Linked DNA regions of Homo sapiens: region 1 is linked to region 2. A link is an interaction called in ENCODE POLR2A ChIA-PET data of the cell type or tissue named here. Cell type or tissue: MCF 10A. All regions are shown on one strand. Each heading gives the region's core, and the rest is flanking DNA. Links, peaks and the distances in the headings are about the cores only. Region 1 has its middle 74 kb from the start of KLF5. Region 2 overlaps KLF5 (KLF transcription factor 5).

Region 1 (12,754 bases), core at 3,829-8,828, 58 kb before region 2:
ATTCCGTCTCAAAAAAAAAAAAAAAAAGAATAAAAGAAAGACAGGTAAACCTCAGAGAAATGACTGGGCTGGGAAGGAAGCAGCCTATTTATGACAGCCACGCACTTTACAAAAGCTCTCAGTGGGGGACGACAAGGCAAGCAAAGAAAGAACTTTCTTAAGTAAATATGAAATCAATTAAAGGAACAGATCCCTGGAAATAAATCATTTACAGAAACAGGTCCCACCTGTGGTTTCTAACACAAAATACACTGAATGCTCTACCTCAAGTCACTAAATGAAAACGGATTCCAAAGTAATTCAGTCTCTATACATGGTGAGTAAGAGGCGAGCTGCTAAAGCAAACCCTGCAAAACAAAGGTTTTCAAGATATCAAATCCATAGCCTTTCTTATCACAAAAGAGGTGAATGAATATGATGGTATTCTTACAGCATGTTTGCCATAGCATTTGTCAGGGAGTTATCCTGTGCAAAGGTAAGGTTTGGTATGCAGTGTCATTATTTTCCCACCTACTTCTGTCACAAGGTCTACTTAAAGGGCAGTTTCTTTCCTTAGTTCTTTAAATGCTTCCAAAAAGATATCTTAAGGTCAAGAAACTCCAGCAATGTGCAAATATCTTTCGGGAGTCGTCGATTTCCCCCTAGTACCATTAGGGGAAATGTTATTGTAGGCAGTCTACAGCAAGTTAATGGAGGGTCAAGTTTCTGTTTACTTTGGGACAGTATTAGTAATCGGAACCAGGAGGAAGGAGGCCTGGCGGCACAGGAGCACAGCATTCTTGGTCAGGCTGCCTTCGTTTGCTAGTTCGGATTCCAGAGTATGTTGAAATGATATTTCACATTCAATATTTGGAGAAAAAAACATATATATATATATTTACATACACACATACACACACACGCACATACACACACACATATATATAGTATCTATTTTGCTCTCCTTTCAAGACTTTTAGCCTTTCCACATTGGCAAAGGCTGGATTATAAGATTTGGATTCATTAGTGTTGCAACAACTCTGAGATTTGGTAGCTGAGGATTTTTTGTATTCTTTGCAAATTAGTCATAACGAGATGGGGTTTGATGACATTTTTCTCCTCAAACAGCCTCTTAGTAACCAAAGTTCAATAACAGATTAATACTCCTTTATCCAAACAAATTAAACAAATTCCGGAATATTTGGCTACATACTGGTACGTTCAACAAATATTTATTTGGTGCCGATCATGTACCTGGCACTAAGCAAGGCACTGAGGGGACAAAAGTGAACAAGACAAACTAGTGCTTATGAAGAGGCAGCAAGAGGAGTGTCTTTGCAGAGATGGAACAGTTCTATGTCCCAATTGCGGTGGATACATGAACCTGTACAAGGGGTACAAGATCGTAGAACCACACATATGTGCACACACACACTCACACATACACACAAGTGTATGTAAACTGGTGAAACATCAGAAAGGTCCTATAAGTCTAAACAATGGTATTATATCAATGTCGGTTTCTGAATTTTGATAATGTACAATAGTTATATAAAAATGTAATTCTTTTGAGAAACTAGATAAAGGGTACATAGAGGTATTTATATTATCATTTTAATTTCTTTTTTTTTTTTTTTTTGAGATAGAGTTTTGCTTTTGTCGCCCATGGCAATGTGCGACAAAGTGCAATGGCACAATCTCAGGTCACTGCAACCTCTGCCTCCTGGGTTCAAGCAATTCTTCTGCCTCAGCCTCCCGAGTAGCTGGGATTACAGGTACCGGCCACCATGCCTGGCTAATTTTTTGTATTTTTAGTACAGATGGGGTTTCACCATGTCGGCTAGGCTGGTCTTGAACTCCTGACCTCACTTCATCCACCTGCCTCAGTCTCCCAAAGTGCTGGGATTACAGGCGTGAGCCACCGCGCCCAGCCTATCATTTCAATTTCTTATGACCCTGAAGTTATTTCAAAATAAACTATTAATTTTTAAAAAGACTAGTCTTTGCTCTCACGGAGCTTGCATTCTAGTGGGAGAAACAGATAACTAACAAGTAGACAAAATAATCCCCAAATTACTTTATGTAGTGTGAAGAACATTGTTTAACAAGTGCCATGATATGAAATAATAAAAGATCCCATCCTTATCAAAGGACAATCAGAGAAGAGCTCTGTGAGGATAAGACATTCAAGCTGAGACCTAAAAAATAAGAAAGAGCCAGCCAGGCTTAGAGAGACGACCAGGAAACACAGAAGAACCTATCTAGTTTAAATCGTTAGAATGACCTTTGAAATTGTGACTTTATTAAGACAAAGTCTTGAAGGGTAGCCAGAGTTTGATGAGACGACCTTAGATTATTGGGAGGGTTGTGGTCCTAACAGAAAGCAAGAATATAAAAAGAATGCAAATACCTCTCGAGTACAATTGTCTTTAGCTCCAATAGAGTGCAGGACATTTAAGTGTCTTAAGAGTCAACAACATGCAAAATTCAATCAAGTGCTGAAAGCAGGTGGAGTAGATGGAAGAATTAGGAAACAGCTCTTGAAATCAGAGTTTAGGAATCTGAAACCACTCCTACTACAAATAGGATCACAGAGTCTCAGAGTCTTCAAGAGTGCATTTAGCCACACACATGCAGCTATGACTGTAGAGGAAAAAATATTTTGAGATATAATCTTGTCCACAGAGCATAAGCACCTTCCAGCCCTAAAAAAGTCTCCAATTATGTAGAGAAATGACCAAGCACAGTGGCTCATTCCTGTAATCGCAGCAATTTGGGAGGCTGAGGTGGGCCGATCGCTTGAGCCCAGAAGTTCAAGACCAGCCTGGGCAACATGGCAAAACCCATCTCTACTAAAAATACAAAAATTACCAGACATGTTCCTGTGTGCCTGTAGTCCCAGCTACTTGGGAGGCTGAGGTGGGATCACCTGAGCCTGGAGAGGCTGAGGCTGCAGTGAGCCATGTTCGTGCCACTGCCCTCCAGCCTGGGCACAGAATGAGATCCTGTCTCTAAATAAATAAATAAATAAATCATGCAACTGTAGCATTTAATAGGAAAATCACAAATATTAAATTATTTTTGTTTTTGTTTTTGTTGTTGTTTTGTTTTTTGAGATGGAGTCTCGATCAGCCACACAGGCTAGAGTGCAGTGGCACGACCTCGGCTCACTGCAACCACCGTCTCCTGGGTTCAAGCAATTCTCCAATCCCAGCCTCCAGAGTAGCTGGGATTACAGGCACCCGCCATCATGCCTGACTAATTTTTGTATTTTAGTAGAGATGGGGTTTCTTCATGTTGGCCAGGCTGGTCATGAACTCCTGACCTCAAGTGATCTGCCCACCTCAGCCTCCCAAATTGCTAGGATTACAGGCGTGAGCCACCATGCCCAGCCCAAATATTAAATTATAAATGCAGTTTTAAATGTTTAAAAGTCTTCATTTAACAAGCTTCATTTAAATTTCTATAAAAGTTATATAAGGCCGGGCACGGTGGCTCACGCCTGTAATCCCAGCACTTTGGGAAGCCAAGGCGGGCAGATCACCTGAGGTCAGGAGATCAAGACCAGCCTGGCCAACATGATGAAACCCCATCTCTACCAAAAATACAAAAATTAGCTGGGCATAGTGGCGGGCACCTGTAATCCCAGCTACTCAGGAGGCTGAGGCCGGAGAATCACTTGAACCTGGGAGGCAGAGGTTGCAGTGACCAGAGATTGTGCCACTGCACTCCAGCCTGGGCGACAAGAGTGAAACTCCGTCTCAAAAAATAATAATAATAAAATAAAGTGATATAAAATTTGCTAGTCTTTTAGTAGAATAAGATTTAGAAAGTTACATTAGCAAGGTGGCCAACCAGAAGCCATTAGTGCTTATTCCCATAGCAAAGCCAAAACAAAACAACAAATAAGTAACTATATTTTGATGAAAATAACTAAAGGAGAGTACCAGAGTATATCAAAGGAGTGGCAGAAACCCTGTAGAGCACAGAAACTCAGGATAGCCACATAAAGAATAGAAGGAAAGGCCGGGCGCCGTGGCTTATGCCTGTAATCCCAACACTTTGCGAGGCCAAGGCGGGCAGATCACCTGAGGTCAGGAGTTTGAGACCAGCCTGGCCAATATAGTGAAACCCTGTCTCTACTAAAAATACAAAAATTAGCCAGGCGTAGTGGCACACTGCTGCAGACCCAGCTACTCAGGAGGCTGAGACAGGAGAATCGCTTGAACCCGGGAGGCAGAGGTTGTAGTGAGCCAAGATTGCACCACTGCACTCCAGCCTGGGCAACAGAGTGAGACTCCATCTCAAAAAAAAAAAAAAAAAAAGAGTGGAAGGAAACATCCGACCTTCACCACCTCATCTACACCACTGCATCTACTTGAAACCAGAGCCACCACACCCTTCCTAACCAGTGCACTGTGACCCATCTGCAGATGAAAGTCTTTCTCTATGAAAGCCTTTCTCTATGAAAGCCACTCTGTAACATTTGGAAGATGTGATCCTTCCAGCAATGCATGGACATCAAAACAGGACATAAGAAACGTGAAAAAGCAAGGAAATATGATACCACCAAAGGAACATAAAAACTCTACAGTAATTGACCCCAAAGTAAAAGAAATTTATGAAGTGCTTGAAAAGAAATTCAAAATAATGATCTTAAGGAAATTCAGCAAGATACAAGAGAATACAGATAATTCAACAAAACCAGGAAAACAACTCATAATCTGAATGAGGAATTTAACAAAGAGATAGATATTATTATAAAAAGAACTGAACAGAAATCTTGGAGCTAAAGAATTCAATGAACAAATATAGGAAAACTTCAACAGCAGACTAGATTAAGCAGAAGAAAAAATCTCTGAACTTGAAGATACATCATTTGAAATTACCCAGTAGGAAAGGGAAAAAAAAAGAAAAAAGAATGACAAACAGTGAAGTCAGCCTATGGAACTTACAGGACACCATTAAGTGAGCAAGTATTTACATTATGGGACTTACAGGAGGAAATGAGATAAAGATAGGGACAGAATGCTTATTTAATGAAACGATTACAGAAGTTAAACTAAGCTTAAGGAAAAAACAGGTACTTATAATTAATAATTTAAATGTATAGTTTATAAATTTAATTTTAATATATTAGATATTAATTTTCATATATCTGGAGTAAACTCTGAATAATCTTTTCTCTGCATAAAAACCACCCTCAAAAACAAACTTTCATATTTAAAGCTTTAGTATAAAGATACTGAAAAGATTTCCACAGAGTAGCAGAGTAGCAGGCCCTATGAGCCCTGGAAAAAAGTTGTGATGTGGATCCTTTTGGAATAATAGAACCATCCAACTTTTTTCTATGTATCAAAGGGTGTTATTTGTCCTGAGGACATCTGAGGAGCTGAAATGCCAAATTCGAGGTGTTCTCTTTTAAAAAACAAACAAAAACTTCCATAACCAGAATTTTTCCAAAGTCATCACAATTTATTCCAAGCAAATGTTGTATACGTTTGCTTTATTATGTCTCTTCTTACATCAAAGTGTAAGTTTTTTTTTTTTTAACCTATCTGTTTTCCCACAAAACCATGAGCTCCTATTCATCTTTGTATCCCAGGGACTATGACACTGTGAGCATCTTAAAGTGAATAAAAAACTGCCACAGATGTCTCTCATGGACCTGAGATTAAGTCTAAGATTTCCTTTCCACCAGCCTCTTCAAAAACACAGACACCAACCCAGTTGGCTTCATGCCTTAGCTTCCTAGATTCATCCAATCTTATTTGGATCTCTGACCTGCTTTTATATTGTTTACACTGGCCCTGACCTGGCACTCACTGCCTTAGGACACAGTTTCTGGCATTTTCCCACTGACTCCACCCATCCCAACCGCAGAACCAAATCTGTCAAGGAAGAGCATCAGACAGTCAGAGATTGAAAGAATGTCTGGAAATAATAGTGGTTTAATAAGTATTTAAAGACTAAGGTCAGCTGAGTGTGGTGGCTCACACCTGTAATTCCAACATTTTGGGAGGCCAAGGTGGGAGGATTGCTTGAGCCCAGGAGTTTGAGAGCAGCCCAAGCAACATAGGAAGACCCTGTCTCTATAAAAAATAAAAATTGTCTGGGTGTGGTGACAAGCACCTATAGTCCTAGCTACTTGAGAGGCTGAGGCGAGAGGATTGCTTGAGTCCAGAAGTTTGAAGTTGTAGTGAGCTATGATCCCACCACTGCACTCCAGCCTGAGTGACAGTGAGACCCTGTCTCTAAAAATAATAATAATAATAATAACTAAAGTCATTAAATACTCATCTAACATTTCTGGAACACCTACCATGTCCAAGGTACTCTGCTGGGAAGGGGAATTTTTTTTTTTTTTTTTTTTTTTTTGAGACAGAGTCTCACACTGTCGCCTAGGCTGGAGTGCAGTGGCACAATCTCGGCTCACTGCAACCTCTGCCTCCAGAGTTCAAGCAATTCTCCTGCCTCAGCCTCCTGTGTAGCTGGGATTACAGGTGCCCACCACTACGCCTGGCTAATGTTTGTATTTTTAGTAGAGACGGGGTTTCACCATGTTGACCAGACTGATCTCAAACTCCAGACCTCAAGTGATCTGCCCGCCTCAGCCTCCCAAAGTGCTGGGATTACAGGCGTGAGCCACCGCGCCCAGACAGAAAAGGAATTAAAAAAAAATAGTAAGATGAAATTCCTACAATCAAGAAAATAGTGAACAATAGTAGTGCTCTTATAGGCCCGGTGTGGTGGCTCATGCCTGTAATCCCAGCACTTTGGGAGGCAGAGGCGAGCAGATCTCTTTCAGCCCAGAAGTTTGAGAACAGCCTGAGAAACATGGCAAAACCCCATCTCTACAAAACAAATAAAAAAACATAAAAAAGAAGTGCTGTTATAGAGATATATATGAAGTATCATAACGTCACATAACACATCCTGAATTGGGGGGAGAGCATAATACAGAAAACATTTCTCATGGACTGTAGCCTTAAGCTAAATTGCAGTGGCTAGATCCACATGGTTTTGTGACTGCTTCCATGTCAGGGAAGAAAAGAGGTCTACAATGACCTAGGGAATCGTGTTTGATGATGCCATCCACTGAGATTGGGAATATAGAAGGATGTGCTGCTGGTCTTCAGGCCATATTGATGAATTTAGTTTGGGACATGATGAGTTTGAGATGCATATGGGATAATCCAGTGGAGATGTTCAATATGTGATTGGCTAAAAGAGTCTACTGTTTAGAAAAACTCTATGGACTGGGGTTATATATTTGGGAGTCATCGGCATACACAGCCTTGAGAGTGAATAAACTGTCCCAGGAATAACATGAACAACGGGAAGAGAAGAAAGCAAGAGTGGTACTCGGGGGCCCATCCACACGGAAGGGCTAAGCAGAGGAAGAGGAAGTTAGTAGGGGACCAAGAAGAGCAACCAGAGATGGAAAAAAAAAAAATCAGAAGAATGCTGTGGTGGACACTGTTGGTTTCCTAACAAGTGTCAATTCCCTGCACTCCTTCACATAATTCCTACCCACATGAAGTCCATGGGCCTCTAAGGAAGTTGAATGTCTCTAGTTCCAAGAGGTGACCTGATTTGTCTAAAAATAATCCCACCCCCTTTGCTGGTGACTGCAAGGAGCTGGTGACCTCATGAGATTCAAGAAAAGTTTGACGGGGATTCAGACAAATTCTTCATTACTTTGTTGGAAGAACTCTTAGCAATTATACTTTTCCTTCTTCAGATGTCATCCTAGATAAATACGAAGCCTAGACTTGCTGCAGCTCTCTCTCCCTGCCAATCAGAGAAGAAAGCCATACGAAGGAAGAAAGCCAAAACTGGAGAATCCCAGACATCTGGAGCTGGAGCCAAGCCTGATGCTTGCTCTACCTCTAGATTTCTATTTACATGAATCTATGAAGTTCCTTATTGCTTAAACCAATTTGGGTCGAGTTTTCTGTTACTTTCGTCCAAACCAGAGCTAACTGATACAGTAGTGTCACTGAAACCAAAGGAGGTGAGAGCTCCTGCAGGAAGTGATCAAGAGTGTTGAGCGGTGCCTAGAGGCCAGGTGATGAAGGGCCTGAAATGCATCCAAAGAATGTAGTAAGCAGAAGGCCTTGAAGGAGCAGTTTCAGAAGTGGAGGCTGTGGTGGGGTAGGGCCCACATAGCAGCGGGTGGAGAACTGAATGGGAAGTGAGCACTTAGCAATTTCTCTTTAGCAAAGCTTGACTGCAATGTGAAGAAAAGGAAGAAACCATAGCTATAAAGGAATATCATGTCAAGCAAGATTTTTGTTTGTTTATTTGGGAAATGAGAGCTAGTCAACACGTGGATCTCCAAGTTTCTTGCCATTACCATATTCTCTCCTTCCCCTCAAGTTCATGGGGAATCTCAGAGAAGAGAAAAGTTTACTTCTCACCCTAGATTCAGCTGGAAAACTTTGGAAAAGTCAAAAGTAGCACCTCCACATTTCATATTTCAATCTTTGCAGTCAATACCCAAGACCCCAAATACGAAGAACGAGTCTCCTAAGGCAATTCACTAGAAGAAAAGAAAGCAATTGAAGAAGCATGTATAAGAAAGTTCATGATAACATATTTTGTAGCTGAAATCTTGGAGGAGTTTCTAAATGATTTATTAATAGAGATATGATAAAACCAAAAAAAAGTGCAGTAGATAGTATTTTATTGATTACTTAATTTGCAGCATTTAAAATGAATGAGCAGCAGCCTGGGCAACAAAGAAAGACCCCATGTCTACAAAAAATACATGAGTGTAGTGGTGCATGCCTGTAGTCCCAGCTACTTGCGAGGCTAAGGCAGGAGGATTGCCCGAGCTTGGAAGGTTGAGGCTGCAGTGAGCCAAGGTCATGCCACTGCACTCCAGTCTGGGCAACAAATAGTGAGAGACCCTGTCTCAAAAAAAAAAAAAGGGATTAGCTGGATTTCTGTACACTGTTATGGAAAAAAACAAGTGAAAGCATTAAGTTATAGAAAAAATATGTGTGATATAATCCCATATATGAAATTCAAAAGATAGAATTGTTTGTACTTACACAGAGAGAAAATAGAAAATAGATCAGGAATGTAGAACAAAGTATTATCAGTGGTTACTTCTGGTGAGGAAAGTAGCATTTGAGGTACAGGGCAGAGAGTGAATTTTAGGAGGCAATTCCATAGGTGTCATATATTTTTTGTAAGTTAAATTTTTACAAAAAGTATTTTTAGTTATTTTTTACATGAAAAATGAAAAATAATTGCATGAAGAAAACTGAAGCAGTTGGAAAGCAGAAACTAAAGTTGTACCAACCAGGATCACATTCCTTTTCTTTTTTTTTTTTTTGAGGCTGAGTCTTGCTCTGTTGCCCAGGCTGGAGTGCAGTGGCATGATCTCCGCTCACTCGATCATCTGCCCCCCAGGTTCAAGCAATTTGGGAGTTTCTTTTTTTTTTCCAGAGTTCAAGTGATTCTCCTGCCTTAGCCTCCCAAGTAGCTGGGATTACAGGCACATGCCACCACACCCAGCTAGTATTTTATAATTTTGGTAGAGATGGGGTTTCATCAGGTTAGCCAGGCTGGTCTCGAACTCCTCCCCTCAAGTGATCTGCCCGCCTCAGTCTCCCAAAGTGCTGGGATTACAGGTATGAACCACCATGCCCAGCCACATTCTTCTTTAACAGTAAAAAAGTAAAGACTACAAAATTGATAATTTTTAATGTCTTTATTTTATGTTACTAATGCCAAAAAGGTACAGTTTTGTATGGTATTTTTCGGAACATTTTTAAATTAATTACTTGTTCGATATATGTAAAACTATTGGCATCAAGTTGAGTTTATATAAAGTAATTCCATACTCACCATCTGGTTAAATATGGCATCATTTATTTTCAAATGGTAAGGCCGCTCAAATGAAACTGGTTGCTGTTTCATAAAGTCTTATTCAAGGCGGGGCGCGGTGGCTCACCCTGTAATCCCACCACTTTGGGAAGCCGAGGCAGGCTGGTCACGAGGTCAGGAGTTCGAGACCAGCCTGGCCAACATGGTGAAACCCTGTCTCTACTAAAAATACAAAAATTAGCCAGGCACGGTGGCTCATGCCTGTAATCCCAGTTACTTGGGAGGCTGAGGCAGGAGAATCGCTTGAACCCAGGAGGCAGAGGTCGCAGTGAGCCGAGATCACGCCATTGCACTCCAGCCTGGGTGACAGAGCAAGACTCCATCTCAAAGAACAAGAAAAGAGTCTTATCTGAGCACTTTGGCATTTGTGAAATATATAATGTGAGGCTGGCTGGGGGACCAAGAGCCTCAACCTGGTCCTGAAATGAATCTATCTCATCAGTAGGTCAAATGATTCAGCTGCATTCTCCTATAACTTGGTCATTCACGCAGGAAGTAAGAGTAAGTCAAAATGTGAGTAGGACTTTCTGTGGGTTTGTTTTTTTTTTTTTTTGGTGGGGGGTGGTGGAGCGGGGGGAACAGGGTCTCACTGTGTTACCCAGGCTGGTCTGGAACTACTAGGCTGAAGCAGTCCTCCCATCTCTGCTTCACAAGTAGCTGGGATTACAGGTGCTCCACTATATCTGGATCTGTGATTTCTGAATCAAACATTGTCCAAATAGGCTGCACATTGTGGCTAATGCCTGTAATCCCAACACTTTGGGAGGCTGAGGTAGGAGGACTGCTTGAGGCCAGGCATTCAAGACCAGCCTGGGCGACAAAGAGAGGCCCCATCTCTAAAAAAAATTTTAAAAATTGGCTAGGCATAGTGACTCATGCCTGTAATCCCATCACTTTGGGAGGCTGAGGTGGGTGGATCACCTGAGGTCGGGAGTTCCAGACCAGCCTGGTCAACATGGTAAAACCCTGTCTCTACTAAAAATACAAAATTAGCCGGGCATGGTGGCACATGCCTGTAATCCCAGCTACTTGGGAGGCTGAAGCAGGAGAATCGCTTGAACCCGGGAGGTGGAGGTTGCAGTGAGTCAAGATCATGCCATTGCACTCCAGCCTTGGTAACAAGCGTGAAACTCCATCTCAAAAAAAAAAAAAATTAAAAATTAAAAATAAGCCAGGCATGGTGGAAAATGCTGGTAGTCCCAGCTACTCAGGAGACTGAGGTAGGAAGATCGTTTGAGCCCAAGAGTTCAAGGTTACAGTGAGCTATGATCACACCACTGCACTCCAGCCTGGGTCACAGAGTAAGGAGATGCTGTATCAACAAATAAATAAATAAATAAATAATTTTTAAAAAGGGCTCAAATAGGTGGTTTCAATCAACAAAAACCATCAAAACCATCAAACACCTAAGAAGTAAGACACTGAGGACCCGATGCTCAGATAAGCATTTGTGCACCTTTTGTATAAACATACAGCTACTTTATAAATATATTGTCAAGAAACCTTCTATTTATATGCAATGAACATATAGTGATTATTTTAAATCTAACATATCTTTTAAAAGCATATGCAGGCATACTTCAGAGATATTGTAGGTTTAGTTCCAGATCACTGCAATAAAACAAATATTGCAATAAAGCAAGTCACAGAAACTTTTTGGTTTCCCAGTGCATATAAAAGTTATGTTTCCATTATACCGTAGTCTATTAAGTGTGCAATAGCATTACGTCTATAAAAAACAACATACATACCTTAATTTAAAAATACTTTATTGCTAAGAAATGCTGATGATTATCTAATCTTCACAAGTTACAATATTTTTCCTGGTGGAGGGTCTTGCCTTAATGCTTAATGATCAGGGTGCTGGTTGCTTAAGGTTGGGGTGGCTGTGGCAATTTATTAAAATAAGACACATATGAAGTTTGCTGCACCAATTGACTGTTCCTTTCATGAAAGATTTCTCTGTAGCATGCAATCCTGTTTCATAGCATTAACCACAGAACAACTTCTTTCCAAGTTGCAGTCTATCCTCTCAAACCCTTCTGGCTGCTTTATCGACTAAGGTTATGTAATATTCTAAATCGTTTGTTGTCATTTCAAGAATGTTCACAGCATATTCACCAGGAGCAGATTTCATCTCAAGAAACCACTTTCTTTGCTCATCCATAAGAAGAAATTCCTTATCCATTCAAGTTTTATCATGAGATTTCAGCAATTCAGTCAGATTTTCAGGCTCCACTTCTAATTCCAGTTCTTTTGCTATTTCCATCACATCTGCAGTTCCCTCCTCCACTGAAAACTTTAATCTCCAAAGTCATTCAGGAGGATCAGGATTGATTTCTTCTGAACTTCTGTTAATGTTGATGTTTTTACCTCCTCCCATGAGTCATGAATATTGTGATAATAATAATAAATACTACTATTATATTATATTATTTATAAAATAATAATAATAGTCAAACATATATTGAGTATATACCACAAACAGAGCTGGTCATATAAAGTAAACAGAATCAATAAGACCTCTATCCTCTAGGAGCTTCTAAATTTTAGAAATTGACAAATATTATCTAAGAAAAATCAAGTCTCCTGTCTCAATACCAGATAGCTTTAATTTTCAATTTTTAGAGTTACTTCTACAAAGAAATAAACAAGTTGAATTTTAGGTTTTCCTATTAGAAACTAAATTGAAAAGTTTTTTTAAATCATTTTAAACATTTCTCCATATATATATATATTTTTTTTATTTATTTATTTTTTTTTTTTTAAGACAGAGCCTTGCTTTGTTGCCCAGGCTGGAGTGCAGTGGCATGATCTCGGCTCACTGCAACCTCCGACTCCTGGGCTCAAGCGATTCTCCCACCTCAGCCTCCTG
Region 2 (12,754 bases), core at 4,577-9,576:
GGAGAATAAAAATTAACTGAAGATAGTTAACCCCAAAACATTACTTATTTGAAATCAAGTCACATAATTGCACTTGGAACCTGGTATATTGCTCAATTTTTGTCTAATTGCTGTAGCTCGTTTACAGATAAACAGTCAGAATATGTTTGAACCCAGATAGTCATTAAATGAGCATAACAATGATAAGCAATTAAATTATTTGCAACTTTGAAAAGTTGGTTAGGCATAGTTGCCTTTTGAAAATCATTTTCCCTTGAAAACTCACTAATACTGTTTAAAAATACACAAGGTATTACATGTTTGCTTGCATTATAATCACAGTTTCATGTTCACATACCTTATCAAAAATCCAACACCAACACTGTATCAACAGTGCAACATGAAGAGGAAATTTGGCAAACATTAGATGTATTCAATTGCTGCAGTGGCTTAAGTCAATTCACACAGAAATAGGAGGTAATTTTTTGACATCTCCTTATCAATCAATTAGAGCTGAATCACAAAAAGAATCTAAGAAGTTTCAGGGCAGGGGTGGACACAGTAGCTCACGCCTGTAATCACAAGTTGGGAAGTCAAGGTGGAGGGATCCCTTGATCCCAGGAGTTCAAGACCAGCCTGGGCAACACAGGGAGGCTCCCGTCTTCAGACACACACAAAATTAGCCAGGCATGATGACTCACACCTGTAGTCCCAGGTACTTGGGAGACTTAGATGGCCGGATTGCTTGAACCTGGGAGGTCAAGGCTGGAGTGAGCCACGGTCATGCCATGCACTCCAGCCTGGGTGACAGAGCAAGACCCTGTCTCAAAAAGAAAAAGAAATAAAAGAGAAGAAAAGAAAGAAAAGACAAAGGGAGGAAAGAGGGAAGGAAGGAAGGAAGAAAGCGAGGAAGGGAGGGAGGGAGGGAGGGAAAAAGCTGTGGCAAAGGAATGAAGTGTGTAATATTCTTGAGCTAGATATTACTCCAATGATTAGGAAGAGTGAGGAGTCAAATAATGAGGCTAAATAAACATGTTGCCAAAATACATAACTGCAGTTTTTTACTTCAGATCTGAGAACATTGGGGATCCCTCCCCCATACCATTTATTGTGGGAATATGTAATAGTGATACTGATTTTTCTTCACTTTTTTGGAGTGCAGTGGTGCGATCTCGGCTCACTGCAACCTCCACCTCCCAGGTTCAAGTGATTCTCCTGCCTCAGCCTCCCAAGTAGCTGGGATTACAGGTGCATGCCACCATGCCCAGCTAATTTTTGTATTTTTAGTAGAGATAGGGTTTTGTCATGTTGGCCAGGCTGGTCTCGAACTCCGACCTCAGGTAATCCACTTGCCTCAGCCTCCCAAAGTGCTGGGAATACAGGCATGAGCCACCATGCCTGGCTTTTCTTCACTTTTTTTAAACTAACGCTTTTCTTTTAGTAGTTGTAGATTTACTGAAGTATTGCAGATAATAGAATTCCTCTAACCCCATTCCCAGTTTCCCAGGGGGAAACAGCTTACATTAGTATGATATTAACAGCTTACATTAGTATGATACATTTGTCACAATCAATGAATTAATATGGACACATTACAGCCGAAAAGGGCATGGTGGCTCACACCTATAATCCCAGGATTTTAGGAGGGGAAGGTGGGTAGATCACTTGAGGTCAGGAGTTTGAGACCAGCCTGGCCAACATGGTATAAAACCCTGTCTCTACAAAAAATACAAAACTTGCCGGGCGCAGTAGCTCACTCCTGTAATCCCAGTACTTTGGGAGGCTGAGGCGGGCAGATCATGAGGTCATGAGATCGAGACCATCCTGGCTAACACGGTGAAACCCCGTCTCTACTAAAAATACAAAAATTAGCTAGCTGTGGTGGCGGGCACCTGTAGTTCCAGCTACTCGGGAGGCTGAGGCAGGAGAATGGCGTGAACCCAGGAGGCGGAGCTTGCAGTGAGCCAAGATCGCGCCACTGCACTCCAGCCTGGGCGACAGAGCGAGACTCCATCTCAAAAAAAAAATAAATAAATACAAAAATTAGCCGGGTGGCACACACTTGTAATCCCAGCTACTTCGACGGGCAGGCAGGGAGGTGCTGAGGTGAAAGTATCACTTGAACCCAGGAGGCAGAGGTTGCAGTGAGCCAAGATCACGCCACTGCATTCCAGCCTGGGCTACAGAGCGAGACTCCATCTCAAAAAAAAAAAAAAAAAAGATACATTAGTGAAATTCTATACTTTATTCAAATTTCCTCCATTCTCCCCCAGTGCCCTCCTTCTGTGCTAGAATCCCATCCACATGCCACATGACATTGTATCGTCATGTCTCTTGACTTTGACAATCTGTCAGACTTTGTGTTTGATGGCCTGATAGTTTGAGGAATACTTATCAGGTATTTTGTAGAATATCCCTCAATTGCAGTTTGTCTGATGTGTTTCTCATGATCACGCTGGGGTACATGTTTTCAGAAGGAGAAGCAAAGTTCCATTTTCATCACATCATATCAAGGGTACACACTATCAGCGTGACTTATCACTGCTGAGGTGGACCTTGATCAACTGGTTGAGGTGGTGAGGGCAGACTTACCCACTGTAAAGCTACTCTTCCTCCTCTCCTCCTTTCCACAAGGTAATCTTTGGAAGGAAGTCACTATATGTAGCCCACACTGAAGAGTAGACAGTTTTCTTCCACTCTTTGAGGGTGAGGTATCTAAAAAACTTACTTGGAGTCATTCGGCACAGATCTCTCTCTTCTGTTTATGCAACCATTTATATCAGTACAGACAAAGGGATAGTTTATACTGTATTATAATGCAATCCTGCTTTACTTTGTTGCTGACATACCCCGATTATTGTAGGGTTCTTTTTTTTTTTTTGACAGGAAGTCTCACTCTTGTCCCCCAGGCTGGAGTGCAATGGCACAATCTTGGCTCACTGCAACCTCTGCCTCCTGGGTTCAAGCGATTCTCCTGCCTCAGCCTCCCGAGTAGCTGGGATTACAGACACCTGCCACCACGCCCGGCTACTTTTTGTATTTTTAGTAGAGACGGGGTTTCACCATGTTGGCCAGGCTAGTCTTGAACTCCTGACCTCAGGTGATCTGCCCGCCTCAGCCTCCCAAAGTGCTGGGATTACAGGCATGAGCCACCGCGCCCGGCCGGGTTTTTTCATCGCTTCCTATATTCCTTCTGATATACCACTTTCTCACACTACAGGATGCTCCGGACTTGCATGTTTCCCACTCCAATCTTAGAATCAGCTGTTTCTCTAAGGAGCTCATTTTTTAAAAATTGGACAATGGTATTAGAAACCAAGATCTAGGAAACCGTCATTCTCAGCAAACTAACACAAGAACAGAAAACCAAACACCGCATGTTCTCACTCGTAAGTGGGAATTGAACAATGAGAACACATGGAGATAGGGAGGGGAACATCACACACTGGGGCCTGTCATGGGGTTGGGGGCTAGAGGACGGGTAGCATTAGAAGAAATACCTAATGTAGATGACGGGTTGATGGGTGCAGCAAACCACCACAGCACGTGTATACCTATGTAACAAACCTGCACATTCTGCACATGTACCCCAGAACTTAAAGCATAATTAAAAATAATAATAATAAACAAATAAAAACAAAACCTAGGCCTGGCGCAGTGGCTCACGCCTGTAATCCCAGTGCTTTGGGAGACCAAGGCTGGTGGATCACTTGAAGCCAGGAGTTTGAGACCAGCCTGGCCAACATGGTGAAATCCCATCACTACAAAAAACACAAAAATTAGCCGGGCATGGTGGCACGTGCCTGTAATCCCAGCTACTCAGAAGGCTGAAGCAGGACAATCCCTTGAACCCAAGGCAGAGGTTGCTGTGAGCCACGATTACGCCACTGCACTCCAGCCTGTGTGATAGTGTCAAAAAAAAAAAAAACACAAGATGTAGGTTCTAGGTGTACTTGTTGCTGCGGAATAAAACCAAATCCTAATGATTTTTTTAAGTGTTACACCAATTCTTCTTGTTTGCCTCTGATGACACAGCCTCCAGACTAGCACATGCAAGTTAACTCTCTATGGTGTTTTCAACTAAGGATGCTTAAGGTCTCGTGCATTACGTGGCCAGATAAGTATTCGTGAATTATGACTCCCTTTATGCTAATTTAAAAAATAAATCCCCCAGCTGGGCGCAGTGGCTCACGCCTGTAATCCTAGCACTTTGGGAGGCTGAGGTGGGTGGATCACGAGGTCAGTTCACAAGACCAGCCTGGCCAATATGGTGAAAGCCCACCTCTACTAAAAATACAAAAATTAGCCAGGCGTGGTGACGTGCGCCCGTAATCTCAACCACTCGGGATGCTGAGACAGGATAATCACTTGAACCTGGGAGGCAGAGGTTGCAGTGAGCCGATATTGCGCCACTGCACTCCAGCCTGGGTGACAGAGCGAGACTCCGTCTCAAAAAATAAATCCCCGTCTTATGTAGGTACGGGTTCAATGTGGCTCCTCTACAAATGTGTGGAATTGATTTCTCACTAACCGCCCTGATCAGACTCTTTATTGCAGGTAAAGAAGAAAAGCACCACATACATCTTTTAGGCACTTTTTATTTTCCAAAAAAAAAATTGTCGTTAATATATAAACATCTCATTCTCTCAAAAAATTCTACAACTATACAGCTGTTTGCTCCATTATTTGCATAGGAAATGACCACAATACAAAAATAAGAGGGAAAAAGAAGCAAAACAGCAACCGATTTCTGCTTTTCATGTAGGTGTGTTTCCACGTATAAACATTTTGAAGCCTCTTACAAAATTATTTACATCGTTTGTCATCTATTTACATCTTTTAAGAGCAACTTTTCTAACAAACAAAACTATAATTTATCAAGTTATGAAAATTGTCTTCTAAAAAAACTTACTATATTACCACAAAATAAATAAAGATAAACAATATTTTAAAAACAAAATTAAATTTTCATTTCAATTAAGACCCCTTTTGGCATTTTGCTTATTTATTCTGCCCTTTGGTTAACAGCATCAGCATCACATTACTATTTTATATTGCATATATGTAGCATTTGCTTCCTTAAGTTTTCAACATATCATTTATATTTAAAGGCAGACACTGAGTCAGTATTAATAGATTAACTAAACTGCACTGTAATTTAGATAAAATTACTGTGTCTCACTGTGTATTACATGCAAAATCCACATAAATTGTCATTTAACCAACAGTACTGCACGAGCGAACATCTCGATATATGAAAACTGCATCATCAATTCAACGTTTTGGTACTTGAAACTGCATCATAAATGCAACATTGTCATATGTGAAAACGACACCCTAAGTCCTTCTTTTTAAAAATGACATTGCGTTTAGCTTATTGTAAGAGGTTGAACTTTTGTATTTTGTAACTATCTTTAAGCTCTTCAGTTTATAATTCATATAAAATGCCTTTTGTATTTAAAATAATCCTATTTTAATCAGTGCATGAAATTTGCTTTTTTAAAGTTCATTTGAATGATTATTCCTTCCCTCTAAAGAAATGATTTTGGTAATGTTGAGAGGTACCTTACCACAAATCCTAACTGTAAGTGTATTCATGGTTATTTTCAAAAGAATTATGACTCTTCCCCAAAAGAATCCTAAAAAACTTGTAATAAACCTATAAAGCTGATTTGCATATTTACAAAATTTTGAATAGCAAATATAGGCAACTCATATATGTATATAATTTTTAAAAACCCACACATTTGTTCAATGGCTATTTGTGAATTGCCAGGTATACTGTATCTCTAAGGAATTACCTACTATTGAAAAAAACTACTCAATGCCAAGTAAAATCTTGACATACAATCCATTCTTCTTCTGGTGCCTGCCAACTGATTTGTTTACTGAACACTGTCACATTAAATGATGGTGCCTAGGTAAAAACGCTGCACACACTCCCCTCCACCCCCACCCCTTACCCATGTTGAGACGTGGCTGCCTGTCATGAGATGAGATCTGCTTGAGTAAAGCCATATACATTACAGCAAGCATTCCAGATTCTTAAAATGACCAAACACTTTGGTATTAATACAATGTATTCCCTGTTTTCTCAAATATACAAAATATACATTTCCAGTTTTAGTTGTGGTTTTCTTGCTTTTGTTTGTTTTTGTTGTTTTTACACAGGAATAGTTAGGTCTGTCATTTGAGGGAGCCCAGGGGACCTGGAACGGGTCACACGGGCAGTGCTCAGTTCTGGTGCCTCTTCATATGCAGGGCCAGGTGGTCAGAGCGCGAGAAGCTGCGGTTGCACACCCCGCACTGGAAGGGCTTGGCGCCTGTGTGCTTCCGGTAGTGGCGGGTCAGCTCATCCGATCGCGCGAACCTCCAGTCGCAGCCTTCCCAGGTACACTTGTATGGCTTTTCACCTGTGACAACGAACAAAGGAGGTAAAGCGGCCTGCTTGTAATGCAAACATCCTAGATAACACCGGAGAAGGAATTTCAAAGAAAAAAAAAATCTTGGCCAAGCGAAAGAAGGAAAGCTCATGAATTCCATTATGAGTAAATACATATCAAAGCCACTCAAAGTAAGCTAGTTAAGAGTTATTTCTTATAACCTCCAAGTATTTTTTACCTCATAAAGAAAAAAGCATTTTGTGTACCTTTGAACAACTGAAGAATAACAATTTTAGACAAGTACAAAACGAATCAGTGCCCTTATTTTTATGTACTCCTACACACATAAATCCAGGAAATGACTAGATGAGCCTGAGTGGCTTTATCATTATTGTGCAAATACAGTTTCTATACCAACAAACCCAAATTAAATTATTATAGGACTAATGGCTGTAAGGTGGGTGAGGGAGGAAAAAATTCAGAAGCTGTTGCACGAATCACCTATACATTGAATTTCATGTACCACAACTGCTTAACCAGAAACTGGTCCTAGATGTTTCTAAATTAGCCAGACAGAAGCTTGCAGCTCATCAATCAGTTCACTTGAAAACATGGCCTCCAAAATGGACTATTAGGGCATTCACTCTTTGAGAGTCACACACACCTTCACACACCTTCCTTTTGCAGATTGAAGCAAAATAGTCTGGTACTGATAACTTCACATTGGTAAAAAAAAAAGACCATGAAACAACTGTAAAAACTGACATTTGTTGACTTGTATTTAGTTTTTCTTTGTCATGTGTTACACCCAAAATTCATTCCATAAACAATTCGCCAAGCATCTATTATAGGCCAGGAACTGTCCCAAATACTTGTGATACAATGGCTAACAAAATAAAAACAGTTGGCCTCATGGAGCTTACATGTGTAATATACATCTAAAAGTCTGAAATTGTTCAACCTACCCATTCCATTCTTTCACAGTTCTCTTCCCTTGAGTATTGAGTTGGTATGTTCCTCCCTCCCATCCTGTAATGTATATTATTCCTAATGCTCCCCAAAGCTTGCCAGCTGTTTAACTTTCAAAACCACTAAATATTCATAATGTAGTCTTAATTCTCTGTTTGTGAAGAATCCTACTGGAGATCATATATTCCAGTAGGAATAAATGCCAAAACGTTCTTTCAGTGAGCATTAACTAGCAGTTCCTACATTTATGATTTTATAATTTTCTATGAATTTTTTATAAGAATTCGTGAGATAAATTTGTATATTAAAGTATTACTGGCTTACTGCTGAGTTTTATATAGATACTTTTTCACCTCTTAAATTCCCTTAAAAAAATGTTTCCTTCTGAAAGGGAGGAACCTCAGAGTTGCTTTGAACACTTGTTTAGTTCTGACGAAACAGAAACTGCACAACCTTTCTGCCTAATTTAGCAGTATCATGTTCAGGAAGTTGTAGGATTAACCAAGTCAGTCTAAACTTTAAAAGACCCTGTCCTCATCAACTGAGATTTCTACAATTTGTGGTTAATATATTTTTGTTGTCATGATAACCACTCTGACTCTCAGACAAAGAAGAAAGTGCCAAAACAGACGACATGAAAGTGGTCCCAATTTTTTTTCCCTTGAGAGTTCACCTACATTTCCCATGGTATGGATTGCTGTGCCATACTTCCTCTCTTCTCTCCTCTGCCTCTGACCCAGACAGTTTTTGTTTTAATTCCCTTTCTGGTTCCTATCAATCCACTTTAAAAATGAACATCTCAATTCTAGAAGTTTTTTCTCCCCTCATAGTAGATTCTAACCAGAAATTTAACCTAAGACACTCAAGCCATTTACAAAACAAAGTATAAATCACGTTCTGTCACTTACAATCACATAAAATGTCTGATATATAGAAATATTTTAACACCAGTAGTAAATATAGCTATCACATTTGTAGATGTAAATTGATCACAAAAAAAATTTTTGCACAGTACTATTAGTTTTTGTTCCCTGTGAAAAATAAACCACAGAAACAAACATATTGGTTAAATACTTTACTGTCATTTAATGGAAAGAAAAAGTTATTTCTGATGTCTGAGACAAGGAAAAAAATTCCTATAGTGCTCCCAATTTTAAAAGAAATCATTCTAGTCTTTTGAATTTAATAATTAAATAGCAGAACTGAATTTTCAGAGTTTATGTAAGAAACAAGGGACACTAGACTCTTTTTGTTCACTATTTTTATTGGCTATGAAGCAATAAACTGCACCAGTATTTTTTAAAGTTTACTTTACTGATTGCTTGAAATACGGTAGCCATTAAAGTTTCTAAAACATTTGGGGTTTTGCTCTCAATTTATGCACATCTATAGAGTATTCAGCCAAGAATACTACCAGTGTCTGGAATGTTAGTTACTGGGGCCAAGTCTTACCATAAAAGTAAGGACAACTATCCCCCCACTTGGGGCAGTTTCTATGGGATTTGTTCAAGTGTCAACACCGTTCAAGTAAAACATCGTAGAGGAAACTGGTACCCAATTTCTGGCCAAACAGCAGACTTGGGCCTTTCTTCCTCAGCCAGAAACACTATGCACAGTACTTCTGGGAAACCAAACTGACTTCCTTTAAGTTATATTTCAACAGGATAGAGCTTTCAAAAGTTTAATTGGATTTTTACAGAATCTCTTTCCAATACCACCAATTTAAAATATTTAGTTAAGCTCTTTCAACATCAACTGTATTTTTAAGTTCTCATGCTGTTAACGTGAAACTTTCCAAAGGCAAAAAGAAAAAAGTGACAAGTTTGTACAGCACAGAAAACAAGCTCCCACTTTATCTCAAAGTATGTGTTTTCTCATTCTGTTTTTAAATTACAGGAGTATTTTGCTAGAATCTCTAATCTTTGAAAACTATGTTCAAGTTAAACATGCATACTATCCACGCTGATAAAGTCATTAACATACTTTACAAAAATGTTAAGCAGAAACATTACCGGTAAAAGGAAAAGGGAGCAGGCACCAGCAGCCATGGAGCACATACTCCAGAGCGAGGTACTTCTCATTATCTCGCTTCCTCACAATAACCCCGTAGAGTTAGAAGCAAAACGATGAGCTCCACATTAAGAATCCTGGTCTGCCACTTTTCCTTAATGTCTCACTTAAATCTTCCATTAGCAAACACTAATACACTCTCTTTGAACGATTTAAGGAACACATACATATTGTTCAAATTCATTTCCAGATTCTAAAGCCACTTGCGAAGGTCAGCTAAGGAATGGCTTAATGGACTCACAGCAAGCCTTGAACCCCAGACGATCTGAAACAGAGAGCACAACCTGGCAGTGCCAGCCTCTGTGGGGCCTGTGGGGTCCTGAGCACTGTTCAGGTATTGCCAATTCCCAGGTATCACCTAACGATAGCTCCTTTCCCCCAGGGTAAGTGAATTTCAGTGGGTTAGTGGAACATGTTTGTAAGCCATTTTAAAAATCCTCAGCAACAAACTGAAAATTGTCCTTTTTTTTCCCCCCTCTGAATGACTTCTGAACCTATCACAATGGAATGGGAAGTTTCTCTGCTCTGCTGAACACATTCAATAGACATACCAAGGCCTTTCCCTAAAATGTTCTACATAGATTCTTCTAACAAAAGAATAAAAATCACTGATAAAATATTTATCTTAAAATAGTTATTTTAGATAATGTTTTAAAAGTTTATTGCAGCAAATTTACACATCGGTTTCCTTCCTGGTGACTAAAAGACAACTCAATCAATATCTGATAAAGCTAAAATATCATGAGAATTAAAGTCACTGTTTATTAGTGAAGGTGTAACCTGTACTAAATGCCTTGCAAAACTCAAATAAGACTTGGTTTCTGGCCTCAAAGAACTTAAAATCTTGTATCTTGTTCTGCGAACCTAAACAATCCAAACTTTTAAAGTAGAATAAATTATTTCAACCTAATCTAAACTCTTAGAACTTAAGAGTCCTTGAAGCTCAAAATGGGCTCTTATTTCAAGAGGAAAATATTTTCATGCAATTCAATAATAATTAGATTTTTCCCATCATTTGAGACTTACGAAATTTAGTCTCTGAAATAGGCTCATATTAGATTTGCTTCTAAAAATCAAAAGGGAGAAAAATAGGAAACACTTATTAAAGAAATTCATAGGAAAATGATTTAGATATCTAAGAAAAGAGATAAAGTAGGAGGATGATTTTAGCTCACTAATTCATATTTTTACGTCTATGCCAGTAATTTTCCATCAAAAACCTTTCTATTAAAACTCATTGTCACACATTTCCTATACTTGGAACAGAAGGTCCATATCAAAGATTAGTATTATTAGCATTTGTAAATGCATCTAATTATTTACCAGATAACACCATCAATATTGTGCCCATTCAACCTAAGGAAGCTGATTGCCAAAAACAAAAACAAAAGCAACAAAAGAGAAATTCCTTTCTCTCCTCAATTTATATTTATCACTTTCTTTAAAATCCGATACCTCACTCCTTCTAGAAAGCCTCTGAACAGACCAGGAGAGATCATTTCACTTCTCTGTATCCCCATCACTGAAATTTCTGTTGAGCTATCAATTTGCACTTGCACATATACTGCTTTAGGAAGGCTTCAAATAGTTGTATTTTGCCTCCTTAACTAGCTTTTAAAGTTCCTCAAGGGCAGAGACTATCTTCTATTCCTGCTGTAATGCCACACTTTCCCTAATGCATCTTGAAAACAACTCAGTTATTCTGATTAAAGAAAAGGAGGGAAGGCATAAAAGGTTCTTGTGAGGCTGTCAGCTTTTTATTCTTCTGTGGACCCTCCTGCAGCAGGGCTTTTGCCTGGCTTTGCCCTGCCCAGGACCACTGAGAGTAATCTGGTAATACGCATTTAGGTGAGAACCATGTTTTGAGCCACTTCCAGAGAAAATAATCGAATGAGTTATTGTCCATTCTGAAGTTATACAGGGATAAACTCTGTTTAAACAAATTGTCTTAGGTAGAACTGGACTGGACTTCAGGAAAGCCAAGACATACTAGAGCCCCTAGCACTGGTCAAAGGCAGCGAGGGGACTTCTCCCAGGGCCAGAAAGCACTGATCTGCCAAACCCAGAGAGGGAATGGGTGGGATCACGATGTCAGGGGTTACACTTACAGTCTACATCCTAGCAGAGATTTGGAATCTCTGGGCTCCTAAACTACTGCTACTTCTCCTCTGGGTTCCCAGTAAACATTATGAAGACTATCCCCTGTCATTAATAGAGTTAATGAAATCAAATACCAATTCTTCCGTCTCCTGATAACGAGACAACACTCGGATTCACTTTCTTATAATGGGAGTTCGCACTGACGTTAAAGTGTCAATGAGGAATTTCACCTTTTCTTTTTGTAAGCAAAACAGAAAAATCCTCTATTTTCATTTTTTCCCAGTATGGAATGAGTACTAGATAACCTTCCCTTTAATTTGCACTTCACATGGTGACCCTGACCAGTAGGTCTCCTCCCAACTCGTAAAGGTTTACCTTTTCATAAAGTAGCCAAAAATAAATTTATTCTTCTATATAGATATTTTTAGGTAAAAGTTACCTACTGTGCACTTCTAAAACTGTAACTTATCCTTAATAAGAGTTGTTGTTTGAGATCCTTGAATATAAATAATACTGGCTAACAGACTAGGAATGCTGCTACGGAGATACTTTTACTAAAGTAGGACATTATTTCTAATCTTTCACTAGAAACGATGTAGGCCATCAAGTAAACAGCTACTACATTCTATAGAACCAAAAATATCTGCCAAATTCTTGGGTGACTGTATTATTATTTTTTAAAAACATTACTCTCTACTTTCAAGACTAATTATTTCTATCTCCACTCCAGCAATTCTATTTAGTCTATGAACAAAAGGGCAAGAAGAGATTATTCATCTTTGGATTCTCCACAAAACCAGTAAAAAATATTTGCTGAATCAAATTATACTTAACTTTTGATAAGCTTTATCATCTCTAAACAATGTTTAATCAATTTCCTATGTAAATGTTTCTCAGAAGAAAGAACAAGTCCTAGAAGCAAAGTTTAATCTTCCCAGTGAGTCATTAAAAAGAAATTGCTTCTAAGCTTTCATGCTCATAAATACCTTTCCTGGGGTCTGAACCAGCAAGTCTCTTAAGCTACTACTTTAAAAAAAAATTGTTTGAAATTATCAATACACAAAATAAATTTCAAAGCTGCAAATGAAAAAAAAATGGAAAAGAATGAAAAGAATGTTTAATAAAATCTAATACTAAAGGCTAATAAATGTGATACTTCCTCTGCAATAGTTTTCAAATAGAGACTCAAAAAACCACTGAGTCCTAAATCTCTTCCTGCAAAAAAGATTTTGCCTGTGTTATCTCTACCAATA

What was found. Peaks named below come from ENCODE experiments on the same cell type or tissue, not always from the same donor. Only the 100,000 strongest peaks of a DNase experiment are listed, where the experiment ranks them.
Region 1: POLR2A ChIA-PET joins it to region 2 with 5 read pairs; 4 of 35 experiments call an interaction of 5 or more read pairs at or near these places.

Annotation. Positions count from the first base shown.
Region 1 is chr13:73,126,781-73,139,534 of GRCh38, reverse strand. No RefSeq gene overlaps it. Among named protein-coding and RNA genes, the nearest start is that of KLF5, 74 kb to the right of the region's middle. In MCF 10A, for the core only: no CTCF peak of the experiment used is centred there; a DNase peak (open chromatin) is centred at 5,804.
Region 2 is chr13:73,069,346-73,082,099 of GRCh38, reverse strand. It overlaps KLF5 (KLF transcription factor 5), which reads right to left. Exons shown (of 4, transcript NM_001730.5): 4 at 4,562-6,392. The coding sequence ends at 6,214. Among named protein-coding and RNA genes, the nearest start is that of KLF5, 17 kb to the right of the region's middle. RefSeq lists enhancers at 5,760-6,565, 6,566-7,372. In MCF 10A, for the core only: no CTCF peak of the experiment used is centred there; no DNase peak of the experiment used is centred there.